2 separate regions of the Homo sapiens genome follow, and region 2 is linked to region 1. Evidence: read pairs that join two places in POLR2A ChIA-PET (ENCODE). Cell type or tissue: OCI-LY7. All regions are shown on one strand.

Region 1 (2,500 bases):
TTTTTATTTTGTCTCCTTGGACTGTGTATCTTCAAATAGTTCTGTCTTCAAGCTCACTAATTTTTTCTTCTACTTGATCAATTTTGCTAGTAAGAGACTCTGATATAGTCTTCAGTATGTCAATTGCTTTTTTCAACTCCAGAATGTCTGCTTGTTTTTAATTATCTTAATCTCTTTGTTAACTTATCGGATAGGATTCTGAATTCCTTCTCTGTGTTACCTTGTATTTTGCTGAGCTTCCTCAAAACAGCTATTGTGAATTCTCTTTTTGAAAGGTCACATATCCCTGTCTCTCTGGGACTGGTCCTTGGTGCCTTATTTAGTTAATTTCGTGAGGTTATGTTTTCCTGCATGATGCTTGTGGATGTTCATCAGTATCTGAGAATGAAGAGTTAGGCATTTATTGTAGTCTTCAGAGTCTGGGCTGGTTTATACCTGTTCTTGGGAAGGCTTTCCAAGTATTCAAAGGGATTTTGGTGTTGTTATCTAAGTCTTTCGTCACTGCAGCCATATTTGCATTAGGATGCACCCCAGTGCTCAGTAGCACTGTGACTCTTGCAGACTCACAGCAGACTCACAGAGGTACTGCCTTGGTGGTCTTGGGTAAGATCCAGGAGAATTCTTGGATTACCAGGCAGAGAGTCTTGTTTTCTTCCTTTAATTTCCCCCAAACAAATAAGAGTCTGTCTCTGTGCTGAGCTGTCTGGAGCTGAGGGAGAGGTGACACAAGCACCACTGCGGCCACAACCACTGGGACTGCACTGGGTCAGACCCACAGCACAGGGTCTCACCCAAGGCCCGCAGGGACCATTGCCTGGCTACCACACATGTTCACTCAAGGCCCAAGGGCTCTACAGTCAGTAGGCGGCAAATACAGCTAGGCTTGTGTCCTTCAGTGCAGCAAGTTCCACTCAGCCCCAGGTGGGTCCAGAGATGCCATCTGTGAACCAGGGCCTGGAACCAGGAACCTTAGGAATCTACCTGGTGCTCTATTCTACTGTAGCTGAGCTGGCACCCAGGTCATAAGACAAAGTCCTTCCTACTCTTCCCTCCCCTTTCCTCAAGCAGAGGAGTCTCTCCCCATGGCCACCACCACCCAGGCCCATAAGGAGTACTGCCTGGCTACCACAAGTTTTCATTCACGGCCCAAGGGCTCTTGAGTTAGCTTGTGATAAATGCTGCCAGGCCTAGGTGTCTCCCTTCAGGGAAGTGGCTTCCCTCTGGCCCAGGGCACATCCAAAAAATCCTGTCCAAGAGTCAAGACTTGGAATCAGGGACCCTGGGTATCTGCTTGCTGTATGCCACTATGGCTGAGCTGGTACCCAAGCTATATGACAAGGTCCTCTTATTATTCCCATTCCTTTCCTCAGACAAAAGGAGTCTCTCCTTTAGCTACCACAGCTGGGAAGGTGCTGGGTCACACCTGAAGCCAGCATGGTTCTGAGTCTCACCTAAGGCCCATGGCAAGTACAACCTGGCCACTACTGCTGATTTAGTCAGCCGGTGTTGAATCCTGCCAGGACTGGTAACTTCCCTTCAAGGCAGCAGGTCCCTTCTGTCCCAGGGTATATCTAGAAATGTCATCCAGGAGCTAGGGGGCCTCACAACTCTGCCTGGTGCTCTACCCTACTGTGGCTGAGCTAGTGTTGAGGTTGCAAGACAAGGTCTTCTTTACTGTTCCCTCTCCTCTCCCCAAGAAGGAGTCTCTCTTGAAGCTGTGAGCTGTGCCTCCTAAGGTTGGGGAGGGGTGATGCAAGCACTCCCTTGGTCATCCCAACTGTCTCACTAGGTCATGTATAACCCAAGTCCACTGGCTGTGAGCCCAGGTCAGCACCAAGATCTGCCCAGGAATTGCCATCCTTGTGGCTTATGTTGCCTTTCAAATTTATTTAGGGCCCCAGAGCTTTAGCCTGCAGTGATGGGGCTAGCTGGAACTCAGGTTCCAACTGCCGGAAGGGGTGATTCCCCCTGGCTAGGGTTGATCTAAATGCTCCCTCCAAGTATGCTAGCTGAGTTCTGCCCCATGTTTCCACAAAAAATAGGCATTCCCGTGACAAGGCAGCACTGAGTTCCGAAAGAAAGTCCCACTATCACTGCACTCTCCCTTCTCCAAATACACAGATTCTCTCTCCACACCAAATAGCTGCTGCCATGCAATGAGGGAGGGGTGGTGTAAGGGATTCAAGACTGTCTTTCTTTTCCTCTTAACAGTGCATGTTTCCTTAATATGATGTTAAAATCAGTTACTGCAATTACTCATCTGATTTTTGGTTCTTATGAAGTTACTTTTTTTGTGTAGGTAGTTGTTCAATTTGATGTTTCTGTGGAGGTGACAATTGCTAAAGGCTTCTAATCAGCCATCATGCTCTACCTACCCCAAAAAGTCCATTCTTGAAGGGAGAACTTGGTGGTGCACCTTAATGTTCATCACAGTTCATCTTGAGCTATTTGAATCCACTTCTTTGTGTATGTCTGGGAAGCAGCTCCTCTGTGATTCCAG
Region 2 (2,500 bases), 570 kb before region 1:
CATTCAACCAATGGTGAGGCAAAGCAGTATAGTGAGGCATAGTGTGGAGTTCTATCTCTGGATTCAGTCTGTATGAGCTAAATCCCAGCTCTACCATTTAGCTATGTGACTTTGGGCAAGTTGCATAAGCTCTCTGTGCTTCTGGTCTCTCATCTGTAAAACAAGGATAAAAATAGTACCTATTTCACAGAGTTCTCATCATGGTTAGGTGAGTTACTATTTGTAATGTTTTTAGAAGAGTACTTGATGCAAAATAAGTGTTTAAATAATTTAAGAAAGAAAAAAAACACAGCTAGGTGTAATTTTTTTTTTTTTTTTTTTTTTTTTTTTGAGACAAGGTCTGGCTCTGTCACCGAGACGGGAGTGCAGTGGTGTAATCTCAGCTCACTGCAACCTTTGCCTCCTAGGCTCAAGCCATCCTCTCACCTCAGCCTCCCAAGTAGCTGGGACTACACGCACATGCCTCCAAGCCTGGCTAATTTTTGTATTTTTTGTAGAGATGGCATTTCACCATGTTGCTCAGGCTGATCTTGAACTCCTGAGCTCAAGCAATCCTCCCACCTCAGGCTGCCAAGGTGCTGGGATTACAGGAGTGAGCCATCATGCCCAGCCTCTAAAATTGAGATAGAGAAATATTACATTATTCTTGACTTTAGTAAATTACAATCAGATTCGGGGAGTATGGGATCCTAGTTTATCCCATCAGCACTGTAAACCTTAGATTCTTTCATAGCAGAGGAAAGAGATGCAGAAAATAAGAACCCAGAACCCTGCCTAAGGTCTCAAACTATTCACTTACTCATATTTACTAAATATATCCTGTGTGCCAGATGCTGTTAGATCTGGGAACTAGATAGATGAGATCTGTTTTGGAGGCTGTGAAGAAGGTTGGCCTGGAACCGGTTGACACTGGCAATTTTTTTTTTTTTTGTCCCCCAGGCTGGAGTGCAGTGGCGCAATCTTGGCTCACTGAAAGCTCTGCCACCTGGGATCATGCCATTCTCCTGCCTCAGCCTACTGAGTAGCTGGGACTACAGGCACCCGCCACCACACCCGGCTAATTTTTTTTTTTTTTGTATTTTTAGTAGAGATGGGGTTTTGCCGTGTTAGACGGGATGGTCTCGATCTCCTAACCTTGTGATCCGCCCGCCTCAGCCTGCCAAAGTGCTGGGATTACAGGCATGAGCTACTGCACCTGGCCAACTTTGGCAGTTTCTAAGGAGGAAGTTGAACTGACTTGGGATGAGGCAAATACTATTATTATACCCTCTGTGAGCTAGAGAAGAAAATTCTGCTGGAGAACTCAGATCAGGTCACTTTTGTTCTACACAAACTGTTTCTTCAGGGTAAGAAAACAAGTTGAAGTCATCAAACACATTTGTTCTTACTCATGTTAGGAAGAAGAGGTACAGCATAATTTGTCAGGTAATCTCTTCCTTCCTTTCCCCCACCCCTGCATTTGTAGGGTACCCTGGTATGGCACCAATGAGACAGGCAGGAGACCCTCAGCCCCTGCAGACACAGCCCTGTTGGCACATACACCCTCCCTCTGCTGCAGGAGGCTTATGATGACATGTCATCAGAATAAAAAGGGAAAAAGACAGAGTAAACAAAACCTGAGACACGGACTTGCCAGACGATGGGAGGAAAATGTAGAGTCTGAATGTAATTTAAGAAAGAGCATTGAAGGAAATAAAATGTGAAAATCACCATGTTTCATTGAATATATTTGAATTACATTTTCTTTACCTCATTTGTCCTATTCTTAAACATTTTCTACTGAAAATATGGACAAAGCATTTTAATGTATTTCTCCCCTTATCAAACAGGAAGTTGATTTTTAAAAATTAGTGCTCACAGTTGAGAATAAACCAACATGGAAATATCCTTTAGTTTAGCAAAAGTATTTTTATGTGAAATTACTAATATGTCATTGCTATTGCACACAAATCTAGAGATTTCTCACCAGGTTTAAAAATGTCCTTTATGCCAGGTGCGGTGGCTCACGCCTGTAATCCCAGCACTTCAGGAGGCCGAGGCAAGCAGATCACGAGGTCAGGAGATGGAGACCATCCTGGCTAACATGTAGAAACCCCGTCTCTACTAAAAATACCAAAAAATTATCTGGGCCTCGGGGCGGGCACCTGTAGTACCAGATACTCGGGAGGCTGAGGCAGGAGAATGGTGTGAACCCAGGAGGCGGAGCTTGCAGTGAGCCGAGATTGCGCCACTGCACTCCAGCCTGGGCGACAGAGCAAGACTCCATCTTACCAAAAAAAAAAAAAAAAAAAAAGTGTCCTTTATTTCTCCTTGACGTTTCTCTAATAGTATCTGCACAGTGGACTAATAGGAGAAAACAAGTCACTAATAGGTTGTTTCTCTATGCTCAAGACCAGTTAGTCCAGTTCCAGATAAAGCCTGGGGTTTGGATTCCATACCAGGATAATACGGCGTTCACTCACCCTGGGGTATGGGTCCAACTATAGAGAACAATCCACAT

What was found. ChIA-PET counts read pairs that join two places held together with the same protein. Peaks named below come from ENCODE experiments on the same cell type or tissue, not always from the same donor. Only the 100,000 strongest peaks of a DNase experiment are listed, where the experiment ranks them.
Region 2: POLR2A ChIA-PET joins it to region 1 with 5 read pairs; 4 of 35 experiments call an interaction of 5 or more read pairs at or near these places.

The regions. Positions count from the first base shown.
Region 1 is chr5:113,501,553-113,504,052 of GRCh38, forward strand. No RefSeq gene overlaps it. Among named protein-coding and RNA genes, the nearest start is that of YTHDC2, 11 kb to the right of the region's middle. In OCI-LY7, no CTCF peak of the experiment used is centred here; no DNase peak of the experiment used is centred here.
Region 2 is chr5:112,926,979-112,929,478 of GRCh38, forward strand. The region is part of intron 1 of LOC105379123 (a long non-coding RNA gene); the gene reads left to right. Among named protein-coding and RNA genes, the nearest start is that of REEP5, 6.0 kb to the left of the region's middle. In OCI-LY7, no CTCF peak of the experiment used is centred here; DNase peaks (open chromatin) are centred at 133, 383 and 1,213; H3K4me3 peaks cover 2,500 bases; H3K27ac peaks cover 2,500 bases.